2 separate regions of the Mus musculus genome follow, and region 1 is linked to region 2. Evidence: chromatin loops called from intact Hi-C (ENCODE). Cell type or tissue: heart. All regions are shown on one strand. Links, peaks and the distances in the headings refer to the core of each region. The heading gives the core; the rest is flanking DNA.

The links. A loop is a pair of places that touch in the nucleus more often than their neighbours do. Peaks named below come from ENCODE experiments on the same cell type or tissue, not always from the same donor. Only the 100,000 strongest peaks of a DNase experiment are listed, where the experiment ranks them.
Region 1: it touches region 2 in a loop (2.7-fold over the local background); 1 of 42 quality-filtered maps calls a loop at or near these places.

Annotation. Positions count from the first base shown.
Region 1 is chr15:75,966,584-75,970,972 of GRCm38, forward strand. It overlaps Zfp707 (zinc finger protein 707), which reads left to right and starts at 2,540. Exons shown (of 4, transcript NM_001347040.2): 1 at 2,540-2,821. The coding sequence starts at 2,714. It also overlaps the pseudogene Eif2s3x-ps1. In heart, for the core only: a CTCF peak has its summit at 2,498; a DNase peak (open chromatin) is centred at 2,558; H3K4me3 peaks cover 1,313 bases; H3K27ac peaks cover 1,134 bases; H3K27me3 peaks cover 496 bases.
Region 2 is chr15:76,153,548-76,157,936 of GRCm38, forward strand. No RefSeq gene overlaps it. Among named protein-coding and RNA genes, the nearest start is that of Gm35087, 23 kb to the left of the region's middle. In heart, for the core only: a CTCF peak has its summit at 2,584 (motif pointing left); a DNase peak (open chromatin) is centred at 2,574; H3K27ac peaks cover 1,029 bases; H3K27me3 peaks cover 705 bases.

The sequences.
Region 1 (4,389 bases), core at 253-4,252, 190 kb before region 2:
GGGTGTGGTGGCACATTCCTTTAATCCCAGCACTTGGGAGGCAGAGGCACGTGGATTTCTGAGTTTGAGGCCAGCCTGGTCTACAAAGTGAGTTCCAGGACAGCCAGGACTATACAGAGAAACCCTGTCTCGAAAAACAAACAAACAAACAAAAAACAACAACAACAAAAGAGATTTTGTTAACAAAAACCAAACAGACAAGACCAATCTTATTTCTACCTTTTGCTTTTTTCCTTTTAGATCTTCCCTCTGTATTTTTCTTTTCTTTTCTTTTCTTTTCTTTTCTTTTCTTCTCTTCTCTTCTCTTCTCTTCTTTTCTCCTTTCTTTCTTTCTTTCTTTCTTTCTCTCTTTCTTTTGTGTTGTTTGTGTGTTATTTATTTTGGAGGAGGTTGCAAGGGCAAAGGTCGGATATGAGGGGATGAGTGGGATGGGGCTACATGATGTCAAACAAGAAATCAATAAAAAGAAAAAATAGTAGAGGTCACATTTTCATGGCCAAAATATAAGAATAAACATAGATAGCTAGTAGTAAGATAATGAGCTAGGAAATTAATTCTTTCTAGTATTGTTTTGAAAATATACCCCATAGGCTATTAAAAGAAATTCCAACTCTTTCCCAAGGCATTGTTTAACTTGGAGTCTTCAGTCATCATCTACAGTTGGCTTAATGGTCACTCCTCTTCTTATCTGACCCCAACCAATTAAACGCCAGTGTTTCTCAACTCTTCTGTTAAGGGCAATTTTTTCTCCTTTCTTCTGTACACACAGGACTGGTCAAAACAATTTTGCCCAAATCAGCCTTAACAGCACTAACTCTTCCTCCTGTCAACAGGGATCCTATGTTGACCATAAGCACTTCATTCTTAGACAGCTTTTGGACCTTGGCTGCTTTCTTGTCTCCTTCAGTACGTACACCCAGAAGACGTTTAAGCAGGAAATAGGAGATTTCCAGTTCTGTGAATATTTCAGGTAACGCTCCAACTGCACCAAGCACTTGTCCCACCATTCTACCAGCTCAGCACACAGTGGGGCCGATCTTTGTTCCAACTCCAGTGAGACCACCTGGGGCAGCATACTGAAGATCATTATGTTTCCCCCAAAAAAGTGACACAATATTGGAAAAGGTTGGTTTACACATGAGTTTTCCTTCCCTATCTTTGGAGACAATACGGGGTCTGACTTCTATCTCCTGGCATACCTTTAACACTCCTTTTAGAATACTACCACCAGCTATACCTCCCTTAAGGTCATCGACTTCACAGCCAGGTTTGTTGACATCAGATGGACTGATAACAATGAGATGGGGCTCTGAAGTAAAGTCTCTTGGGGCCACTGGTATTTTCTTCACTATATACTCACAGACAACTTCAATATTATACTTCAGTTGAGCAGAAATTGGAATAATTGGTGCCCCTTTCTGCTATCGTTCCTTGCACAAATGCGAGATTTTGCTCATATTGTTCCTTAGCCTGACTTTCTTTTACCAGATCAATTTTATTCTGTAAGATCAAAATATGCTTGAGTTTCGTGATTTCTACAGCAGTCAGGTGTTCGGGCCAAGGGCATGATTCATTACTAGCTATCAACAGAAGAGCTGCATCCATCTCTACTGCACTGTTCAGCATCGTAGCCATCAAAATATCATGGCCAGGACAGTCAACAAAGGAAACATGTCTGACTAATTTGAAGTTCCCTTTGGCCCCCAGAATGTATGTAGGAAACTTATCTGGTGTACTGCTTCCACATGATCTGGTCTAGGACAACTTGAGTCATCAAAGTTTATAAGTCTTAGCATGAGCATGTCCAAGCTTGATGGTAATGTTTCTTTCTAGCTCATTTTTGAATCTGACAGTGTGAACTCCAGAAATAACCTTCACCACGGTGGACTTCCCATGAGCTCCATGACCAGTTGTAACAATATTAATTGTAGCTTGTCTGCTGATAACTTCACGTGAAAGTGGTGTCAACTTGGTAACATCCCCCAGCCATCTTGCTCAGAGGGGAAAGGACGTATCTTCCTTTCCATCTGCTCAGCTATCTTATGGTGGGACGAAGGCTGCCTAAACTAGAATTAGAATTACAAATAAGTTTGCATCTTTCAAATTAAATTTGGCATCACAGTGGCCTAAGGGTCCAGTGACCCCAATGAACAAAGTAGGAAATCCTGACCCATGCCACTAACATGAAGCAAACTGGCAAACATCAGTTTAGACAGCCATAGGACAAATTCCAAACAAAGAATGTTGATGGTTCTGGCTGCTTGAGAACTGGAGATAGGTTCTCTGGGGCATGGACATTTCTGATTTGAAGCCAACATGGTCTACAAAGAGAGTTCCAGAATAGCCAGGGCAACACAGTGAAACCTTGTCCCCCAAGCCCATCAAAACAAACACCTCCTTCCAGTGGGCTCAGGAACACACGAAAAAAAACCCACAGACCACCCATATCAACGGAAGGGCTGGGCCCCTGGGGGCGGGCTCGCGCACACTTCCGCCCTTTTATCTGGCCCCGCCCTTTAAGTAGCCGGAAGACGCTTCTGATTGGCGTATTTCCGCTGGAGAGTTGAAGTCAGTGCGGCGCGCACGGGAGTTGACGTTTAAAGGTGCAGGAGCTGGGGAATCCGACGGTGGTGCTGCTTTGGGTTGCTCTGCTCCGCGCCACTGCGCTTGCGCTGAAGCCGACCCTACCCCCGGCATCCCCCGCGGCCTTCAGATGCGCCGGCGTCTTGCTGCAGCTGCTGCTCTCGGCGAAGCTCGACGAGAGCGCTGCTTCCGACGGGGCAGCGCTCTTCCCGAGCGAGCTAACGGCGATGCTCCTCCGGTGAGCTCGGACCCTCTACCCCCAATCCCTGGCCCCGCGCCCACCTGGGTCCCCTTGGCACGGGCGCTCGGGTTTCCTGCTTCTGGCAGGTACCGCGCTCCGGCGGTCCTAGGGTCTCAGTCTGGGTCTGTCTGCTCCTGCTTTCCAGGACTACAACTTTCTGTTTTAGTGTTTCCCACACTCCCTGCTCTCCGGCCTTGAAGTCCAGCCAGGCTTGTGGCACCAGTTCTGGTGTTCAGATGAGAAATATATATTCTGGTTTTATCATGCAGAGTTTGTGGTTGGCAGTCACTACCCAGACCTGTGTTTCCCGAGCTTCGGGTCTTCCAGGTGTGTCCCAATTTGCAGCCTTGCTAGTCGAGTATAGATAAGAATGCATATCAGCACAGTGTAGGTGGTTGGTTAGTTATGTCGCAATGTCACAAGGTTGAATGCCTCTAGGCGCAACTTTTGTGATAGCTGTTAAAATAATTTATAGCCTGACTGGCCTCAACTTGTGCTGACCCCTTTGCCTCTGTCACCTGAGTGTTAAGATTAGTTAGGTTTTTTTTTTTTCTCTCTCTCTTTTAAAATGTTATCTCTTAGCTGGGCAGTGGTGGTGCACGCCTTTAATCCCAGCACTTGGGAGGCAGAGGCAGGCGGATTTCTGAGTTCGAGGCCAGCCTGGTCTACAGAGTGAGTTCCAGGACAGCCAGGGCTACACAGAGAAACCCTGTCTCAACCCCCCCCCCCAAAAAAAAAAAAAGTTATCTCTTTCTATGTTAATTTTTAGAAGTGATTCTAGATACTAGTTCTTTGGCAGAAAACGATTTGGAAATTCTTTCTCTGTTGCTTGCCTTTTAATCTTTCTTTAATCTTTCTAACTCCCTTTTAGAATCAGAAACTCTCTTGTTGGTTTCATTAAATGTTGTTTTGTTTGGCTTGCTTTTTAACTATCCCAAACGGTCTTTGACATAGCTTTTTCGTCAAAGTTGGTGTAATGGTTAATTTCTCAACTTGACGCAATCAAGTAATTTGGGAAGAATGTTTCAAGGGATTATTTAGTTCCGGTTGGCTTGTGGGCATGCCTGTGGGGAATTGCCTTGATTAGCTTAATTGATATGAGCGGACCCAGATTTGGGGTCCTGGACTGTGGAAGGTTAGAGAAAGCTAGGTGAGTTCTAAAACTGCATTAGTTCATTCTTCTGCTTTTGACTGATATGACTAGCTGCCTTGACGGGATGGTAACTTGGAATCGTAAGCTAGATAAGCCTTTCTTCTCTAAACTGAACTGATTTTTTTGGGGTTTTTTTTGGGTCGGAACTTTATCATGCAGCAGAGATGAGGCCTAGCCTTGGACTTTTTTGATGATCTTTTTGTTTTTGAGACTGGGCCTATTGCCCTGGCTGTTCTGGTCTTGCTGGCTTGGATCTCAAGAGTTGTGTTGGGATTAAATGTGTGGGCTACCATTCCTGGCCTGGCCTTGAAGTCTTGCTGCTTTTGTCTCTGCCACTCAGTGCTTGGATTATAGACCTACCCCAGCAGTTATTCTTGGAAAACTGTATTTACTGCATGTATATATGAGTGTA
Region 2 (4,389 bases), core at 180-4,179:
TCTTCCTGACTGATGGTGGGGTAAGAGTGCTTAGCACTCTCTGGCACTAAATACCATTACCTCACTGGCTATTACTGGTGACACAGCCTAGTGGACCAGAAGAGGACAAGGCAGTGCTTCCCTCTGTTGTGTGACTGGAGACACAGGGGCATCAGTGCACAGTCCCAGTGACCACCCTACACCTCATGCCAGGGAAAGGGTTGTCTCAATTAGGGCTTTATTGCTGTGAAGAGACACCATGACCAAGGCAACTCTTATAAAGGAAAACATTGAATTGGGGCTGGCTTAGTTTCAGAGGTTTAGTCCATTATCATCATGGTGGGAAGCATGGCAGTGTGCAGGCAGACATGGTGCTGGAGGAGCCAGAATTCTATATCTCGATCCAAAGGCAGAGAAGGAGACTGTATTCCACACTGGGCAGAGCTTGAGCATAGGAGACCTCAAAGCCCACCCCCACTGTGACACACTCCCTCCAAGAAGGCTATATCTCCTAATAGTGCCACTCCCTATGGGCCATGAATTCAAACACATAAGTCTATGGGGGTCATATCTATTCAAACTACCACAAGGGTCTTGGTCGTGTGAGGTATAACCCCAAGTAGGATGAATGAGGCATGCGTGGATGATGGTTCTGCTTACGTCATGTGGTACCGATGTCGCTAAATACCACTCTATCTCTGCCAAGTGAAAAGCACTCTCCCCATCTAACAGGTTTGTTTGTTAGTTTGTTAGTGTGTTTGTTTGTTTGGGTGTCTTCAGAGTTATTAACCCTCTGAAAGCAGGCACCAGCCACTGAGGACCTTCAAGCTCTCTTGCACTGAAATGTTAGGGGATGTATGCACCACCCAGTACACATCTTAGTAGAATTTCCATACAGACATTTTATTTGTATAGTTCCACAGATCAATAAAATATTTTTAAGACCATGTGGAAAAAAGCCTCGAGTTTCCTTCCAAAAACAATGGATACACTGTTGCGATAGCTTTGCATAGCCAGAGGGCAACAAAGGAGTGCTTGGCTGAGCAGGTCAGGGGCTGGGGCTGGGAGCTCTGAGGCATCGCCCTTAGAGTTTTACAATTCATGTTCAAGCTTCTCTTTTTTCCTTTCCTTTCCTTTCCTTTCCTTTCCTTTCCTTTCCTTTCCTTTCCTTTCCTTTCCTTTCCTTTCCTTTCCTTTCCTTTCCTTTCCTTTCCTTCTCTCTCTCTCTCTTTCTTTCTTTCCTTTTTTTTTCTTTTGGATTTAGACACATTCTCTCATTTGAGATATTCTCCGAAGATGATGTCAGAAGGCACAGGCTATCAACCCATGGGGGGCCGTGACCTCTTCGGTGGTGAACAACCCTTCCACAGACGTTGCCTAAGACCATCAGCAGATGCAAGTGTTGGCATCAGGAGTCATAACAGTAGCAAAATCACCATTATAAAGTAGCAGTGAGATAACCTTATGGGTGGGGGGTCACCAAAACATTAGGAAGTGCACTAAAGGGTCGCAGCATTAGCAGGGTTAGAGCCTGCTGGCATAGGGAAATGTCAGATCCTTTAGAGGCCGGGTTGCAACCCTAAGGGGTCATGTGGGAGAGGATCTTGGAACATCATGGCACCAAACCTGCTTTGAGTGTCATCTACACTGTAGGCTGACTTCTCTTCCCAATGTTTTCCTACTTCCTGCTCAATCTTGTGGTCACATGCAAATCAGGCCTGTAGGTTCACTGGCTGAGGCTATAAGGCACCCACTATGTTTCCAGGGCTATTGTTCATCTCCTTTGACCAGTTGGTCATACAATCTTCCTCCTCATGCCCAAAGAGACTTGAATAAAACAAAATGCACATTCTTTTCCTTTATATATTATATGCAGTAACCGGGATCTATTTTTAATAAATACTCCAGGATTAAGAGCACTGGCTTACTGTTCCAGAAGACCTAGGCTTGATTCTTGGCATCCATATGGAGGCTCACCCCATCTGTAACTCCAATTCTAGGGGACTCCTCTGGCTTCCACAAATACCAGAACACACATGATACACAAGACATACATGCAGGCAAAATACTCACACACACGAAACGCAAATCCATCTAAAAATATTTTAAGAGAGAGTGTCTGTAGTGGTGGGGAGGGGCATGGTGGCACAAGCCTTTAATCTCAGCACTCAAGAGGCAGAGGTAGGTGAGTTCGAGGCCCATCTCCTCTCCATAGTGAGACCCTGTCTTAAAAAAGAGAGAGAAGTTATCAGTTAGAAGAACTCCTATTCAATGAGTTTCCTAAAGCTTTTCTGCCTGGGGTCACGGTGTTTGGCGATATGGAATCTTGTGTGTGAGGAGAGTCTGTTCCAGGATGCACTCACTGGCTGTTTGCTGTCCCCAGACAGCGACGTCTCTCCAGAGACCCTGGTCAGCTGTGTGTTCAAGTGTCAAGGGCACGGGTTGTTTGAGATGATGTCAGGCTGCCCAGGCCTTTGGTCCTGCAAGAGCTGAGGTGGCTCCTCTCAGATCCAACACAATACCCTCTTTCTTCTGTTGGCAACACGCATGAGCCAGGAGCCCTTGAGTTTGTTGGAACAAGAGCCTTTGCTACCCTCTGCTGGACGCGTCTCATAACAGCGCCTGGCTGCTTTGTTAAAATACACACATGAAGTCATGAAACAACTAAGGGAGAAGTCAGTGACACAACAGTGCATCTCAGAGGTGGCTCTGCGACTCCGCGACTCTGAGACTCTGCAGCTCTGCGGCTCCTCAGCCCAGGGGTCCTTGCTGGAGCAGCTCTGAGCTGGCCTCCAAGACAGAAGAAAGGTCAGGCCAGGGGAGAAATTTGAAGTGCTTTTAGCATATATCCCGATCTGTCTCTTGCAACCCCTGTCCTCAAGGAGGGCCAGGCAGGGCCTCAACTGGTGAGATGTGAGGGTGAAGACAGGGGCCCAGCCAGCAGCCTGGCCATCCAGTGTCGCCCAGGGCCCCAGGGCCCAACATCTTTTGACCAAACCTGAAAGAGGAACCCAGGGAAGGGAAGACGAGCCTAAGGTCCTTAATGACTCCCATCTATTCTTCTCTGACCTTCTGTGGCTAATAGTCCTTTAAACGGTGGCCCCATCCAGTCCTACAGCAAATGCCCTCTCTTGATACTGCACCACCCTCCTGGATATCTTGCTGACTCTTGTCATTTGGAGGATTCAGACTTTCCTCCTAACAGGCTCTGGAATGTGTGAGAATCAAGGCTGGTGAATTCAGCAAGCAGGGCTCTGATGGGGGCGTGGGAATCGTCCACTGTGTGCTTGGTGTTCCCAATCTGTTACGTTCTCATAGACAGAAATGTCCCTGTCCCAGCATTTGGGTACCTAGAGGCCCCATTAGGGAAGGGTTATACAGGGTTATATAAGTGACAAATGCCTGTAACCCCAGCATGTAGAGAGTTGAAGTAGGAGGGTCAAGTTCAAGGCCAGCTTGGGCTACACGATGAGGTCAAGGCTAGCTTGTGTGTACTAAGACCTTCTCAGAGAGAAAGAAGGAAAAAAAAATACAGATAAAAGATTCACCCACCCCCATGCCCCGTATGTCAGTTTACAGATGATGGTTGACTTCCAAGAGCTCCTGCAGATGAGCAATTGACTTTGTAATGCATAGATTTAAGAGGCTGGGCTGAGGAATGTTCAAGTCCCATCTTGCAGGTGCTTTTCCACATGATAAAGCTTTTATTCTGAGTGAATAAGAACAAGAAACCCTGTCCTTTGAGGAGATGTCCACGGAGACGAGCCACTGGCTGAACGTCGTACACACCTTTCATCCCAACACTCCAGATGCAGAGGCAGGCAGATCTCTATGAGTTTGAAGTCAGCCTAGTCTACATAGTGAGTTCCAGGACACCAGAGCTATACAGCGAGGTAGACCCTGTCTTAAAACAAAACATCTAGCAATTGGCTCACACTCCAATGAGGCTCTATCTTAAATAAGACGCATCTTAAATTTGGTGTTCTCTCAGTCACGTTGGGTCCCTTTTATCCCAGGAGTTGGGGACCCTCAGGACACCCTGCTGTGTCAGACAGGGAGACAGAGTGGGGCTGGAGATAAGAGGTTCTTCTACCTCAGAACCTTCTGGAGTGGATAGCCGGATACCTCCCATTCCTATCGAGGTGTGCTGTTCATTTTTTTGAGACAGGGTTTCTCTGTGTAACCCTGGCTGTCCTGGAACTCACTCTGTAGACAGGCTGGCCTCGAACTCAGAAATCCGCCTGCCTCTGCCTCCCGAGTGCTGGGATTAAAGGCGTGCACTACCACGCCCGGCGAGGTGTGCTGTTCTTTACGCCATCTGCCTGGAGCCTACAAATGCAGCTGACTGTGGATAAGCTTCCATTGCTGTGGGATGGCCAGCCAGGGTCCCACAAGGCACCGAGAGATCAA